2 separate regions of the Homo sapiens genome follow, and region 2 is linked to region 1. Evidence: read pairs that join two places in POLR2A ChIA-PET (ENCODE). Cell type or tissue: GM12878. All regions are shown on one strand. Each heading gives the region's core, and the rest is flanking DNA. Links, peaks and the distances in the headings are about the cores only.

Region 1 (7,904 bases), core at 1-5,000:
AAATGCATCCTTTCTCATTTTATGTTAAGGAGAAAAAAAGAAAAAAAAATGCACCCTGAGCGGTGTAAGAGTACCCCAGACAAATCAGCGCTCAATTCTCTACAATACTGATTCCCATGCTCACAATCCTCTTTATCAACTTCCACCCCAAAGCCATTGTCTTTTGAGACGGAGTCTCACTCTGTCGCCCAGGCTGGAGTGCAGTGGCGCGGTCTTGGCTCACTGCAACCTCTGCCTCCCGGGTTCCAGCGATTCTCCTGCCTCAGCCTCCTGAGCAGCTGGGATTACAGGTGTGTGCTACCACACCCAGCTAATTCAAAGCCATTGTCTTTTTTGTTTTATTTTTTTCCACAACATCTTTTGATCACTCATCAAGAAAAGCCTTTATAGCCCATTAAAATTGAAGCCCCGAAATTCACAGTTGCTTGATTTCCTAGTTGCTTTTATTCCTAGATATAGTGGATTTCTACAGCATTTGCCTGTGAAGCAACCAGAAAGAAAGGTATGGTCTTTCTTCTGGAATTGTTGAACTAGGAGAATCGAGTGCCAGGAAACTGGTGTGTCTGTATATGTGTTCAACTCTCTGGATGTTAACACCTTGCTGGCTGGCCACCAAGTGAAGATAAACTGGCCTGGGTCACAAGTCTTTTTTCTGTGGCTAGTTGCCCAAGGTGGACACATCTCTGTCATGTCTCAGGACCAGTAAACTCAAGCTATGCTTGGAAGGACAGAATTGATCAAGATGGAATGACTCCTGAGAGGAGACAGTAGTGATATTTCTGCTCCACTGCTATTTATTTTTCTGGCTTCAAGGTTCAGATTCAACCATGGCAGGAGAGAAAGTCCTTAGCAGTTTCTTATTTTATATTTTTTTGTTCCTATGTACCCCTCATTAATAAAATAATCAGCCAGGCATGGTGGCTCACGCCTGTAATCCCAGCACTTTGGGAGGCCGAGGCGGGTGGGTCACCTGAGGTCAGAAGTTCAAGACCAGCCTGACCAACATGGTAAAACCCCGTCTCTACTAAATATACAAAAATTAGCCGGGCGTGGTGGCGGGCGCCTGTAATCCCAGCTACTCAGGAGGCTGAGGCAGGAGAATCGCTTGAACGCGGGAGGCAGAGGTTGCAGTGAGCCGGGATCGTGCCATTGCGCTCCAGCCCGGGCAACAAGAGCGAAACTTCGTTCCAAAAAATAAAATAAAATAAAATAATCAGAATTTGCCCATTTCCTGAATCCAGACAGCATTATGTGAATCACATTTTAAAACTGATTATTGATCTTTTACAGTTCCTTCAGCTTTCAGAGACCTTGAGCAATGAATGCTATTTTGTGAAAGGGATGTTACTTGCTTCCCTGGGGTCAAACATCCTCTTTGTAAATCACAAATCCAATAGCCACAAAGAACCCAGACAAAAAATTGACCATTAGTCTTATGAGAGTTATAATTTAGCCTTTTAAATTTAATTCTAATGCAAAACTTTTTTCAGTGTTTTTTTTTCTTCTAACATCTTTAACATGAAATAATTACTGTGACTCTTTAGACTCAGCTTATTCATTATTTTGGTTAACTCTATGAGGCTTCCTTCCAAGAATCTCTTCCCTCTGTGATGAAAACATCTCTCTCTCACTCTATTTTTTTTTTTTTTTTTTTTTTTTTTTGCATAAAGCAGGTGTCTCTGATGATTTTCCAAAGTGTGCACCTAACATCCCTGATTTTCTGTATTGGTTGTGGTGGTGGGATTGCCAAATGGCAGAGAGACAAATACTAGGATAAAATTCCTCTCTATATCCAGAGAGATTTAACCAATATCTTCTTGTGTGAGGCGGCAGACTAGAGTAAATATGTTGCACCTGCTATAGTACTATTTGAATTTAGATGAATTCTATATTATTTTAATTCCTCCAAGCAAGAAAAATGAGGACAGTAATACTTATGTTGAGAGAATGCTAGAACAAGCTACTATTGGACCTGAGTTACTGCCTATCTTCCTGGGCAACTCCTTCTACTGCCATTGGATATGACCATCAGGTGGTTTCAAAATATGTCCCAGTACATCTGACACTACTTTCTTGAAAATGTGAAGCCTAGTACACTCCCTCATGATGTGGGCCAGACCCCCTGGTGATTCACTTCAAAGAAATAGAATGTGGTGAAAGTGAGGTTACAGGATTTCCACAGCTAGGTCATAAGGATAGCTTGTGCTCGCTCGTGCGCTCTCTCTCTCTCTCTCTCTGTCTAAGGAGATGATCTTTTTCTGGCTATTGCACTCCAGAGTGTCTTAAGGTGGTTTTACCTTAGACTTTTTTTTTTCCGGTCGGGAAACAAGTTACAGATGGGGTGACTTTTATGGTTTGGGTTCTTTTGCAAGCAGGGAAAGTCTCAGTAATCTGAAGAGGAGAGGGTATTCTCTGTGGTTAGCTGGTTTCAGGGGGACAAACTGTTCTAAGCTTAACTAATCAACTGTAAACCAAAAAGTATCTGAGGTGAGTTTCAATCAATTTAGAAGTTTATTTTGCCAAGGTTAAGGACATGCCTGTTGCACAGCCTCAGGAGGTCCTAACAACATGTGCCCAAAGTGATCGGGCTACAGCTTGGTTTTATACATTTTAGAGAGACATAGACATCAATCAATATGAGACAGCCGGGTGGGAGGGGTCCGGGAGGGGTCCCTGGCAAAACTTCAACCGGCCTGCGCACTGGGGTGGAGCTACAGAGGTTCACCCCGTTGGTAGCGGGGAGGAGCCTGGCCCCTCCTCTTCCTGTGTGGAACCTAGGATTCAAACTGCAAGGCGGGAAGCACACTAGAGTAACTCCGACCTTGCGGAGAGTCCCTGTTCCCCCTTTTATTCCTTTTCACCCAATAATACCCTGTTTTACTCATCCTTCAAACCATCTGCAAGCCTAAACTTTGGCGGCTGTGGGACAAGGAACCCCGTCTTTAGCTGAACTAAGGAAAGGTCCCGCAACAAATCCATGTAAGATGTACATTGGTTTGGTCTAGAAAGGTGGAATAACAAGAAGTGGGGGCTTCTGGGTCATAGGCGGACTCAAAGATTTTCTGATTGGCAATTGGTTGAAAGAGTTATTATCTAAAGACCTGGAATCAGTAGAAAGAACTATCTGGGGCCAAGTGTGGTGGCTCATGCCTGTAATCCCAGCATTTTGGGAGGTCGAGGCAAGAGGATTGCTTCAGCCAAAAGTTCTAGGCCAGCCTGGGCAACATAAGCAAGACCCTGTCTCTACAAATAAAAAAATTATTAGTTACTTGGGAAGCTGAAGTGAGAGGATCACTTGAGCCCAGGAAGTTGAAGGTGCCATGAGCCATGATCTTGCTGCTACCCTCTCAAAAAAAAAAAAAAAAGAAAGAAAGAAAAGAAAAATTAAAAAAAGATAAGAGGTTATGAAGACCAAGGTTTTCTCTTTTTTTGAGATGGAGTCTTGCTTTGTCACCCTGGCTGGAATATAGTGGCCCAATCTCAGTCCACTGCAACCTCCGCCTCCCAGGTTCAAGAAATTCTCTTGCCTCAGTCTCCCGAGTAGCTGGGCTGCTTGAGTGTCAGTATGGTGGTCAGAAGAAGCACTCCTCCAGAATGAGTGAGGAGACATGGACAAACACATCGACAAACCTTTCCCCTTTGCTTGAACCCACTGAACACATGCTCCAACATGGCCCTCCAACTTCCAGTTTTTTTGTCTCATGATAATGTAAACCAAAAATAAAATTCTATGCACCTCAACTTACTGATGCCTGCCCCCTGCCTCAGCCAAAGGCATTCCAAAGTAAACCTGAAAATCTAGTTCAGGTCGTGATTGGAAGGGGGTTGTCTGAGATCCCTCATTTTACTTTCCTCCCTTTGAAATTCAGGCACAGCTAGGCAGTTTTAACATTACAGCAGAAATCTTAAGACTGAAGAAACAGACTTTTTGTAGCAATAAGACACCAAATTCCAGCCTGACTTTGGTATAACATCACATGACAGAGAGCAGGCCCTGAAAGAAATAAAAATATTTTACTCCAAAATGTATTTCTTTGACATATTTTGAAATGACCCTGCAAAGCTGCCTCTTGTGGGGAAAATCTACATTTTGTAAAAAAAAAAAAAAAAAAAAAAAAAAGTCCCTTTAGCTTTCCAAGTCTTTTTCCTGATCTAGGAGAGAATTCACTTAAGAGTCGGGCACCTTTTCAGGTCTGATAAGAACTCTGAAACTTGCTACAGGGAGGCTTAATCTGCACCATAAAACCTTGGTCCTTGGTCTAGGACTGGATGGGGTGGCTCATGCCTGTAATCCCAGCACTTTGGGAGGCTGAGGTGGGATCATTTGAGGTCAGGAGTTCAAGACCAGCCTAGCCAAAATGGTGAAACCCCATCTCTAATAAAAATACAAAACTTAGCTGGGTGTGTTGGTGCGTGCCTGTAATCCCATGTACTTAGGTGGCTGAGACGTGAGAATCTCTTGAACCCAGGAGGCAGAGGTTGTAGTGAGCTAAGATCATGCCACTGCATTTCAGCCTAGGCAACCAAAGCAAGATTCTGTTTCAAAAAAAAATTCTCATTTTAACCATACCCTTTGATAGAGGCAGGAAGCAGAGAAATTCTAGGCGGACAGGTGGGTCCCTGGCAAAACCCTACCTTTGAGCCCAAAAGCCTGAAACCTGCATCCAAAGTGAGAACGTCTATCCCCGTTTGCTGGCTCTCTTCCGATCGGTTCTTTCTGAATAATGTCTTTTTACTGATTGAATGTTGCCTTTTCTGAAACTACCTATGGCCCACCCCATGCCCCTATCCTGTGCCTATAAAGACCCCAGACTCAGTCAGTAGAGGGAGAGAAGTGGCTTGACTGGAGGGAGGTGACTTGCCTTCAGAGAGACAGATGGGCTTCAGAGGAGAGATGGCTTAATTTCAGAGAGAAGGCTTGACTACAAGGAAGAGCCGGCTGGAGACAGCCGGATTTCATGGGAAGATTACTTGCCTGTCCTGTCCCCTCTCCGGCTCCCCTCTTTGCTGAGAGGCATTTCCCATTGCCTAACACAATTCTCCACCTTCACCATCCTTCAAGTGTCTGGGCTATCTCATTCATCTTAGATGCCACACAAGAGCTTGGGATCCACTGAATGTGGGTACCCAAAAAAGGCTGTCACAGTGGCCCTTTGCGCTCACTGGCAGAGGGCAGCCACCCCACACGATGAGGCAAGGGGCTCACTGAGCTGATAACACACCACTGTCCACAGACGGCAGAGCTAAAAGAACACTGTAACATGCCCTCTGGAGCTTCAGGGGTTGCAGGCACCCCAACCTGGGCACTGCTGCCAGGCCTGCACGCAGCCTGCTCCTGGAAGCACCCAAAGCAGCCATCCAGATCCCGCACTTGCTCACTCATGTGCTCCCTGCTGCAAGGGGTTGAGCGTGGCAGGCTGAGTAAATGGGGTACCCCCGTCACAAGTCTGACAAAGGGGTTGAGAAAAATCCTGCATCACCTTGGCAACTGGATAAGTCAGTTCACTTAGTTTACAATCTCCACATACTCATTTGTGATGCAATAAGGGCTGATTGTAACATAACCCAGTTTTAAAATCTCAAGTTTAATGAGTAAAACAAAATGCACAACTGGTAAAGCCAGTTGTATATTTTTTTTAAACATAGGAATACTTATGAGAAGTTTGAGCTAGGGGTGGTGGCTCATGCCTGTAATTCCAGCGCTTTGGGAGGCCGAGGTAGGTGGATCATTTGAGGTCAGGAGTTCAAGACTAGCATGGCCAGTGTGGTGAAACTCCATCTCTATATTTTTATATTTCATAAAATATAAAAGTTAGCTGGGCATGGTGGCACATGTCTGTAGTCCCAGCTGCTTGGGAGGCTGAGGCAGAAGAATCACTTGAACCTGGGAGATGGAGGTTGCAGTGAGCTGAGATAGCGCCACTGCACTCCAGCCTGAGCGACAAAGTGAGACTCCATCTCAAAAAAATAATAATAATAATAAGAAGAAGAAGTTTGAAATGTGTGATTAGAACCTTGCTATTCAAAGTGTGGTGCCTGTGGCCGAGCATGGTGGCTCACATCTGTAATCTGAGAACTTTGGGAGGCTGATGTGGGAGGATCACTTGAGGCCAGGGGTTCAACACTAGCCTTGGCAACATGGCTAGAGCCTGTCTCTACAAAAAAATAAAAAATTAGCCGGGCATAGTAGCACATGCCTGTGGTCCCAGCTTCTTGAGCAGCTGAGGTGGGAGGATCCTTGAGCCCAGGAAGTCAAGGCTGTAGTGAGCCATGAAGGCACCACTGCACCCCAGCCTGGACAATAGAGCAAGACCCTGTCTCAAAACAAAAAAAAACCAAAAAGTGTAGTCCCAGGACTAACAATATTAAGTTATCTCAGCGCTTTATTAGAAATGTAGAATTTAGAGGCCCATCTCTGACCTACTGAAGCAGAAGCTGCATTTTTTTTTTTTTTTTTTGAGATGGAGTCTCGATCTGTAGCCCAGGCTGGAGTGCGGTGGCACAATCTCGGCTCACCGCAAGCTCCGCCTCCCAGGTTCACGCCATTCTCCTGGCTCAGCCTCCCGAGTAGCTGGGACTACAGGTGCCCGCCACCACACCTGGCTAATTTTTTGTATTTTTAGTAGAGACGGGGTTTCACTGTGTTAGCCAGGATGGTTTTGATCTCCTGACCTCGTGATCCACCCGCCGTGGCCTCCCAAAGTGCTGGGATTACAGGCGTGAGCCGCTGCGCCCGGCCAGAATCTGCATTTTAAAAATATCCCCAGGTGATTGCTGTGCATGTGAAAGTCTGAGAAGCCTAGTTTAGAATTCTGGCTCCCCCAATTTCCTGTGAAACTATAGGTGCATCATTCATCGTTGTGACTGCAGATTTCCCATCTGTAAAATGGGAAAGAGTGATGCTTCACTCATGTACACATTCGATAATTACTGATTGAATATTCATTGCTCTGGGGATAGAACAGCGAACAAGACAAATAGTTTTTCAGTCCTCTTCTAGCTCTAAAGTTTCACAGCTCTTTAATCTGATTCCTTGATATAATTATTTTTCCCTAGGCTTTCACTCCCTGCCCCACCTCCCGATCTCATGAGAGTACTTACAGCATCACGCAATTTTGCATAAGAAGACAGGTGCCAGAGAAAATGGGAGAAAACAACTCCCTCAAGATGGGAAACCCACTTAAAATTGGAGTAAGAGAATGAACACATACATTAAACGCCCACTGCTGCTGCCAGCTTGCTACAAATTCCCTCCATAAGGAGTCTAAGATTCCCTGACTTGACTTTCAAAATTGCTCCACAAATCATGGGAGATTTCACAGTATTTTACAAACAGCATGATTCTGACAGCATGTCAGGCATCTACTGTTGTGTCTTTCTAGTATCTCTAAAAACAAACCCATAGGGCATGCTAGAAAAAGTGGCAGAGGAGGTTCAGCTGTAATTATAAAGCCCAAACTTGCTGATATTTGCCACCAGCCAAGGGGCTTGAAACCTTTTTAAATTCCATTAATAGGCTATTAGGCAGAACAAAACAAAATGGGGAGGAGAATAAAAAGAAAATGGCCATCCTGGCCAACATGGTGAAACCCCGTCTCTACTAAAAATACAAAAATTAGCTGGGTGTGGTGGCGCACGCCTGTAGTCCCAGCTACTCAGGAGGCTGAGGCAGAAGAATCACATGAATCCAGGAGGCAGAGGTTGCAGGGAGCTGAGATTGCACCACTGCACTCCAGCCTGAGTGACAGAGCTAGACTCCGTCTCAAAAAAAAAAAAAAAAAAAAAGGAAAGCAAAAAGAAAGAACTGCAATACCATCAGGACTAAACTCCATTACTATTCAGTGGCACCAGGTACCTTGGGCCTTTGGTCTAGTGCCTTCATTTAGCAGCAACAGCTCTTTACA
Region 2 (9,145 bases), core at 3,732-8,731, 340 kb after region 1:
ATTGACCAGGCTGGTCTCAAACTCCTGACCTCGTGATCCACCCACCTCGGCCTCCCAAAGTGCTGGGATTACAGCTGTGAGCCACCACGCCCGCCACTTACCTAAATTTTTAAGTCAAATGTCTCTGGGTATAAAACATTGATCTCTATCTCCAGCACTTTAGAACCCCAGAACAATTAAAGCTTTTGATCCCTCTTTCTGGTTAAAAATTTTGACTCATGATTTGTAACTTGTTGGAGATAACGAGTGTATTGATCTTTTGACCACTGCTAATGATTTTTAGGGTACTGATATTTACTCCCCTTTCTACTTCTTATGGGAAGAAACCTGTTTACTGCTCCATCCAACTTGGCTTAGCTCAGAAGAGACCATCTGGTCATCCACTTCTCCATGACAACTGTCCCAACAGAGGTCATTTCTCATTGGATTTGTCTGATGATCACCCTCATTAATTTGCTTCCCAGTTTCCTTCTCCAGCGTACTGTATATACTTTTGGTTAAGACTACTAATTTAGGATTGTTTAGTAATCCATGCCAGTTTCCAGATATTTTAGGAGAGATCCCAAATGGAATAGGATCTTTAATCATCTGAAAATTTTAAAGCATATTTAAACGAACAGTTTCAAAACAGAACTCTCTCCAAGTGGTTTTCCTGTTACCTTCCTAACATTGCAGTGTGTGTATACGTGTTTACGTGTGAAACTAACCATAGATATACATAACAGATATGTCATAGTCTGAAGTAACCAGACAGAAAACAAACAAAATGAGAAACTGGGAGAGACTTCCTTGATTTGGAAAATTTTGGCCTTTTCAGACTCATTTCTCATGGTTTTTCCATTGGCAGTGGTTAGAATGGAGATGGCATTAATAGTAGCCTGCAATGAATTTCTTAAGTTTTTTTTTTCTGTGCTCTACATTCACAGTATTTATCAGACCACAGTCTGCTTTTTATTGGGGGAAAAGCCCAATTTTTATATCCTGATGACAAAACCACTTCACTAGCCTTCTTGGGACTGCTAACATAGGATATGAACTTCACCTCATTACATCAGGATCACTTTTTTTCAAAAAGGAATAAGAATGAGGCAAAACCCAAAAGCAAAATAAGAGTTTTAAAAAAATCTCTGCACAAGTTCCCCAAATCGAGATGGAGTAATAACTACTTCTGTGATTTCTGCCAATTAATCCACCCCCACAACACAAACCAAAGTTTCCAAAATGAGTTAAAGAGCAGCATTAGTGACTCAGACCGAATGGCTTCACCCACATGGCCCCACTGCAAAGGTTTTTCAGTTGCCACTGCTATTTCCCTTTGCTGATAGTGACATTTACCTGGGGAGAGTGATAGGAGAAGTGACGTCATTGCTTTCCCAGCAACTTCTGCGGTCAGAGTCCCTGCCATTGGAAGTGTCTTGAATTTTTTTTTCTTTTTTTGAGACCAGGTCTCCCTCTGTCACCCAGGCTGGAGTGCAGAGTCACAATCATGGCTCACTGTAGCCTCAGTGTTCCTGGACTCAAGGACTCCTCCCACCTTAGCCTCCCCAATAGCTGGGACTACAGGTGTGTGCCACCATACACAGCTAATTTTGAAATTTTTTGTAGACAGAGTCTCCCTGTGTTGCCCAGGCTGGTCGTTTGGAAGTGAAGGAAGTAAACCATATCTCAGGGAACCCTAACCACATGCTCTTTCCTGTCAGAGCCCTTCACTGGCTTCCCACAGGTATGGAATCAGTTCCACAATAAAGCATAGTGGTCGAGTCATTTCCTGACCTGCCATAGTCTGCCCCTCCAGCCTTACCTATCACTATTGTTTACCCTAAGCCAACAAACTGAATTATTCTAGTTCCCCCTAAATGTCATTTTTTTCTTTTTTTGGCCTTTGTATCTGGCTCATGTTGTCCCTACCTACATTGCCTTCCTCCTTTCCCAGCTCCAAAAAGCCAAATCATACTCATCTTTTAAGACCCACGAACCTCTCAGTTACCCTCTCTTATTTTTTCCAGAGATATGCACCTCCCTTAAAGCATCAACCACCTCTGCCTTATAATCAGATTATTTGTTTATATTTGTTATATGCTGTTTGAAGGATAAATCTGTTGCTTATCTGTTTTTGTGTGCTGGACTCTGTTTAGCATGGTTTTTGCCAGGACTCAGTGACAACTTACTGGCTTCAACCTCAAACTCAACATGTCTGAGCTCATGATCTGTTTCCTCCACTCCCACCGCAACCTCTCCCTCTTGAATTTCCTGTCATGCTGATGGAAACCCCCTCCACTTCACTGCCCATGCCAGAAAATTTCGTGTTACTCTTTCTCCTCTGTACCTCAATCCCCAGCCCCCATGTGATCAATGACAGTCCTGTCAATTTTGCCTCTCTGATAACTCTTAAATTTATACCCCAATTTACACCCCTGTTGCTTCTAGCCACAGACCTATGACTTTAGTTCTGGCCATCATCAGCCCTGGCCTGTGTCACAGCACTTCCTAATTGATCAGTCTATTGCCCTTTTCCCCTCCCCTCCACTCTCACCCAAATCCATTGTCTCCCCAGGTAAATGTCACTATCAGCAAAGGGAAATAGCACTGGCTCCACACTGCAGCCAGTTTGATCTCTAAAATTCAGACCTGACTATGCCACTTTCTTGCTTACGATTCTCAAAATCTACTTCAAACTCTTTAATTTTATGGATAAGCTCCTTTACAACCTGACTCGTTCCTTTACCATTCATATAGCTCTCCTCTCATCTTCCCCCCTCCAGAATCCAAACTCTTCCCACACTGGATGCAGAGATTTCTCAGAAGTTTCTTTAGGATTTCTACCAATGTCTGATTCAAATTTATGGTTTAAATACATTTTAGTTATTTAACAAAATATACAAGAAAAAGCATTCATGTAAATGTATTACATAACACAGTTCTATGTATTAAGGACCATCATTAATTTTGGTATCGAGTTAATTCTTCAGTATGGAACTTCTACCTTCTCTGTGAGTATACGCTGCCATGGCTTAAATGTCCCCTTCAAAATACATGGTGAAACTTAATCACCAATGTGCAATTTTGAGAGGTGGTGCCTTTAAGAGGTGACTGAATCATGAGGGCTCTGCCCTGATTAATTAATTCATTTATTCATAGATTAATAGATGAATGGGTTATCATGGGAGGGGAACTGATAGCTTTATAGAGAGAAGAGAGACCTGAGCTAGCATGCCCAGCCCCCTTGTCATATGATACCCTGTGCAGCCTTGGGATTCTCCAGTGTCCCCAACAGCAGGAAGACTCTCACCAAATGCAGGCCCTTGACCTTGGACATCTTAGCTTCCATAACTGTAAGAAATAAAGTTCTTTTCTTAGAACTTACCCAGTTTCAACTATTCTGCTATAAGCAAGAGGAAAAAAAAGACTAAGACATACTTGAAGTTTTTGTAAATATGTCATTAATTAGAAAAAAAAAAGTGGGTAGTTTTGCATAGTTCAATGGTTCTCACTTTTTTTTTTTTTTGAAACTAGGCCAGTGCTGCTCTGCTCAAGTAAAAATTAAATAGCATTACTATAGAGCTCAATGAAACCTCAAACCAGGTGAAGGCCCATAGCCTTGACACATTTATCACTACATGTCAAAGTGTCGTATTTTATTAGAGATATTTTACCATTTACTCTGAAGTTAGGGTGTTTGATGCTGACTTTTATATTATGATAAGAAATGCAAGCCATTGTTAAATATTGTTGTGACTAAAATTTGAATCTAAAAATCTCTTCAACTTCTTGTCCAAGTTTTTGGATTAATTCATTTGAGGAGTATATTATACTTGATAGGAGATCTAAAACACACACACACACACACACACACACACACACACACACACATTCCGTTTGCATCTACTTATGTGAATAAGGGTTTTCTAGTTGCATAGATGTACATAAACAATTTTTTAAAAACCAAAACATAATCAAGGACAACTGAAATAGATAATTTGGATTGATGTGGAGCAAAGCATGATACCTAATTCCAAATATTTATGTTCTTCAAAGTTGTCTTGCTGTTATTACTTATTGATAAGCAAATATTAAAAACAAAAATGTTCAAAGTAAATGTATACTAGTAAAAAAATGTCATACTTATCTGTTCTATATATCTGAGCCCCAAGAAAAATTTCATTTAAAAAGACAGGTTTCAGTAATTTTTATTTTTTAATGTGAGAACCATTGACACCTCAGTACAGACTCTATCTTCCTCTTGATCCCAGTAAGGTGTTCATACTATGTCCTCCAAGTGCAGAGAAGAGAACCACCAGATGCCCACATCTATGTTTTCTGTTCCAGCCAGGATTACCTCTGATCCAAATGGAGACCTGTCCATTTCCTGTTGGCATTTCCTGTTGGCATTTCCCATATGTTCTCAGGGGAGCTAAGGTATGGCTGATTCTTGGCAGAATGTCCCCACTGTCTCTGCCCTACCCTTTCCCCTCCTCTCACCAGGTCGCACCTGTAAGATGCCTCTGGGTGTTAATAGCATGGCCACATAAATTCTTTCCTTTTGCTGCACTCCCTCTGCCCCATCTCATCTCACAATACACACACATTAGTCTATTAATTCCAAAGACTCCAAAGAACAGAACTTACTCAGCAGAACTAATAAGATTGCAACAATGTCAGACAGTACCTTGCTATGCATGATTTTTAAATAAAGAAGGCACCCTACTTCAACATGGGATTATATAATTTCTAGGATTTAGATCCTTCCTTGATCAGCAAGAAATATGTATGTATTTGCCAAATCTTGCCTCCTACAGAGTGCTAAATTAACAGCACATTTGGTGCCTGTGATCAGCAGAGTTCCATAGTACTTTGGCTGGTTATGTGCTTGATAGGGGTCTAGCTGAATCCATAAAGATATGGGTGATGAACTGGGCGTAGTGGCTCACGCCTGTAATCCCAGCACTTTGGGAGGCCAAGGCAGGTGGATCACCTGAGGTCAGGAGTTCCAGACCAGCCTGGCCAACATGGTGAACCCTGTCTCTACTAAAAATCCAAAAAATTAGCCGGGCATGGTGGCGGTGGGCACCTGTAATCCCAACTAGTCATGAGGCTGAGGCAGGAGAATCGCTTGAACCCAGGAGGCAGAGGTTGCAGTGAGCTGAGGTCGCACCATTGCACTCCATCCTGGGCAATAAGAGCGAAACTCCATCTCAAAAAAAAAAAAAAAAAAGATATGGGTGATAATAATGCTATTTCCACCAGGTTAAATTCCAACACAAGGTGCTCACAGCTGCCCAGAATGGCACTGGGAAATATGAGTTTGTCCTTGTCCTTTTGACCACCTTGCTGTTTAGATTCCTGAGAGCTTTAATTATTGCCCTGTGAACAGAGCTGGTCTTTGGCTTGTTTATCAGCTCCAGAGCTGAGGAAATTGGGCTTTATCTCTTTCAGATTAGATCACTACAAGCCTCATTGGGTAAGGATAGAGGAAGGAGGGGTGGGGAGGATAAAGCCCTGACTCCCTTTACTCAAAATGCTCAGCAAAGCCCAAACCCTTTCTAGAATAAAGCACCAAGACTTTTCCTCCCAACTCGGTGCAGGATAACTAACTGGGGATTTCTTTATTTACTCCTTTCAGGAGGCTTTTAATTGGAAAACCTTTTCCGTAACCAAAACGCCGATCTCTTTGAAGATAAGGCCCTTTTTGCCTCAGGTTTCTGCTTCTCCCATTTTCCATTTCCTTCAAGTTTTATTAACTCTGTAGCCATGCGGGAGGTGGGGGCATCTGGGCCACTCAGGAACTTGGTACCTTTCCTGCCTCCCAACAGATTCCACCCCCTCATAAAAAAGAAAAAAAAAAAAGGAAAGAAGAGAAACACACACACACACACACACACACACACACACACCCCAACACAACGAAACACCCCACTCTGCAGTTGTTCTTCATGGTTCTTATTTTAAAGGATCCCGGTTCTTATTTTAAAGGATCCCGGTTCTTTGGGTGTGGCCTGGCTGGCTGAGTGCCTTTGGTGGCTCTTGGGCGCCTGGGGAGGAGAGTGGGCCCCAGGGATGCGCTGGCAGGGGCAGGCCCTCCGTCCTTCACATCTCTCAGCTTCTTTCTGAAAGGCTCTGCTCCTGGCTCACCATTTATCATTCCTTCACGCTGCCTTCTGTTCTTTGACCTCCAGCCACAAAACAACTTCCTGATTACCAAAGCCGGGTGCCACCTCCCTTGGCCAGAAAGCCAACCTGGAACTGCACGAGGCTTCATTAAAATTCACCACCCCACTGTTGCTCCTTGGATTCCCATGAAGTTACCTCCCTGGTGTATTGATCTTGAGGGCGAGCTGGCTGCATTGGAGCGCCTGGTTAAATGTCTCCTTTGTTGTTGTTTTTTTTTTTTTTTTCTTTTCGTTTTTTTTTTTTAACCCGTGGAAGGGTTTAGAAAGGAAAATTTGATCCTTGACACTTTTGCAGACGCCAGTCAGCCGAGTGAATAATGTATCTGTCCACTGTACATCGGGGGAATTGAGGGCTCCTGAAGGGGAAGTGGCCAGTGGCCGGACAGAGAGGGGAAAACCAGATCACAGGATTTCTGAAACTCAAGTCAGCTGCATTCATGAGCAAATCAGCAGTCTCCTGGTTCTTGACCTCCTTTGGGCATTGTGAGGGCTGATGAGCTCATGCTTGTAAAGACTGCAAGCCTTTAATTGAAGTATAATTAATAACCATCTGATAAGTGAATAACAATAATAATGCTGATGTAATCCCCTTCCCCCATAGCCCCTCTCCTGTTTCCTCGGGTGGGTAACACCCTGGGATAATGTCCCAACACATTCAGCTAGGTGAATGGCTCTAGCTACAGACAAATCATCGCAGCCATGTGCTTGCCGGCACAGCCTAGGGTTGGCCCGCCACCAGGAGACCTCAGGGCACAGAACAATGCAGCAATGTTCTGCAAGTGTTGGGCTGTTCAGGAAATGGGAAAGTTCAAGCTGTTTCAAGACTCAGGTAGCAGGACATCCACTAGCTTCTTGCCAACCTGGTGGCCTCTCAGGCAGGACAGCTGCACCTGGAAGCCTTACTAACACTGACCGTTACTTATTTCTCCTGTGCTCTGCTTCCCATTCTTTCCATAGACCCCTCATCCAATAAGATGAGTTCATGTGTCTCCCTAGGAAGATACGAATGGATCAGGCTGCTGCCTCCACACTATTGATTATCAGAGGGATATGTGGACATCAGTCAACATGCATCAGGAGGCATCTTGAGTACCTGATGAGATTAATGAAGATGCCATAGGCTTTACAAAAAAGAATCCTTTTGGTTCTTAGGCTTCACAGAGTTTAATCCATAAAACAGAGTCCCCAAAGCAGACTCCAGGCTTAAGAAGTGGTTAGAATGGAAACAGGAAAACAATGATGAAAGAAGCAGTTTATCATCCACTTTTGCCCTAAAGACTTCTCGGGCCAAAAAGCTGAGATAGACAGAATGGAATCCACAGCTAGAAAAGATAATAATACTTTTTAGTTGCAAACAATTTACAGGTTACCAAGTGCTTCCATATAGCATGACCTCATTTGAGCCTCACAATATCTCTGTAAGGTTGGCTGAGTTTATGATTCCCAGCTTATAGATGAGGAAACTGAGGTCCAAAGAGGCTAAGTGACTCACTCACACAGAGTGGCAGAGTCAGAGCCAAAGCCAAACCCATGTTCCTAGTAAGACAAGAAGACTTGCTCCATAATGGGCAGATTCTATAATCTCCTCTCTACTGGGAAGATAAGTAGTCAATTTATCCAATAAATAGGTAATGAATGTCCATTCTATGTTCAGCACTGTGCTAGGTGTTAGGGAGAGGGCAGTGAACATAACACAGAAGGTTTTCATAACATTTTCATCTCTATATTAGTGTTGTCCTTGCTTGATGCTCTAGGCCATGGGTTCCTTCTAGAGAGATGTGTAGTTGTTAAAGTTCTTTTGGCCAAAGAGTAAAAGTCAGTTCTGGCTAGCTAATGCATAGAGAGGGAGTTTATCTGAAAGATCATAGAGTAGCTGATATACTTTGGATGGATATTTGCCCCTCCAAGTCTCATGTTGAAATTTGGTCACCAATGTTGGAGGTGAGGCCTGGTGGGAGGTGTTTGGGTCATGGGGGTGGATCCCTCATGAATGGCTTGGTGCTGTCCTTGCTGTAATGAATGAGTTCTAGCACCACTGGTTCCTGTAAGAGTGTGTTTAAGGCCAGGCATGGTAGCTCACACCTATAATCTCAGCACTTTGGGAGGCCGAGGCGGGTGGATCACCTGAGGTCAAGAGTCCAAGACCAGCCTCACTCACATGGCAAAACCCTGTCTCTACTAAAAATAAAAAAATTAGCCGGGCGTGGTGGCACATCCCTGCAGTCCCAGCTACTTGGGAGGCTGAGGCAGGAGAATCACTTGAACTCAGGAGACGGAGGTTGCAGTGAGCTGAGATTGTGCCACTGCACTCCATCCTGGGCAACAGAGTGAGACTCTGTCTCAAAAAAAAAGAGTTGGTTGTTTAAATGAGTATGGCACCCATTCCCTCTTTGTTTCTTTCCCGCCATGTGAAACGTCTGCTCCCTTTTCACCTACCTTCATGACTGTAAGCTTCCTGAGGTCACCAAAAGTGGATGCTGGCACCATGCTTCTTATAAGCCTGTAGAACTGTGAACCAAATAAACTTCCTTTCTTTATAAATTATCCAGGCTAAGGTATTATTTTGTAGCAACCCAAATGAACTAAGACAGTGTGTCATGGAATTTAAGCAAATGTCATTCCACCCCAAGCTTTGGGAAAGCCGATAACTTATATTCCCTGGGTTTGGGTAGAGCAGTTTCCAGGCTCTCAGCAGCAGAAGTAAGGAGACCTTCTCTTTCATCTAGAGTTTTTCCTGACATGTTCTGCTCTCACGTTCAAATCCCAGCAGAGAGAAAGAATGCCATTGGCCCATCTTGACCCAAAGTCTCTACCTTTGGAAGAACTCCCTCAAGGCCACAGGGCAGGATCACAGCGAGGAGACGTTACTACTAATCAGTTTCCAAGGAACAGAAATCACTGGGCTCTGGGGAAGCCACACAAAAAAGTGTTTAGTACAATATGCGTACCCGCGACTTTGGGTGATGCTGCAGCATAGA

The links. Peaks named below come from ENCODE experiments on the same cell type or tissue, not always from the same donor. Only the 100,000 strongest peaks of a DNase experiment are listed, where the experiment ranks them.
Region 2: POLR2A ChIA-PET joins it to region 1 with 9 read pairs; 1 of 35 experiments calls an interaction of 5 or more read pairs at or near these places.

What each region holds. Positions count from the first base shown.
Region 1 is chr13:45,103,748-45,111,651 of GRCh38, reverse strand. It overlaps LOC101929259 (a long non-coding RNA gene), which reads right to left and starts at 5,373. Exons shown (of 3, transcript NR_120424.1): 1 at 5,223-5,373; 2 at 4,418-4,515. RefSeq lists a silencer at 2,543-2,602. In GM12878, for the core only: no CTCF peak of the experiment used is centred there; DNase peaks (open chromatin) are centred at 2,351 and 2,651; H3K4me3 peaks cover 990 bases.
Region 2 is chr13:44,761,553-44,770,697 of GRCh38, reverse strand. No RefSeq gene overlaps it. Among named protein-coding and RNA genes, the nearest start is that of LINC00330, 44 kb to the left of the region's middle. In GM12878, for the core only: no CTCF peak of the experiment used is centred there; a DNase peak (open chromatin) is centred at 6,586.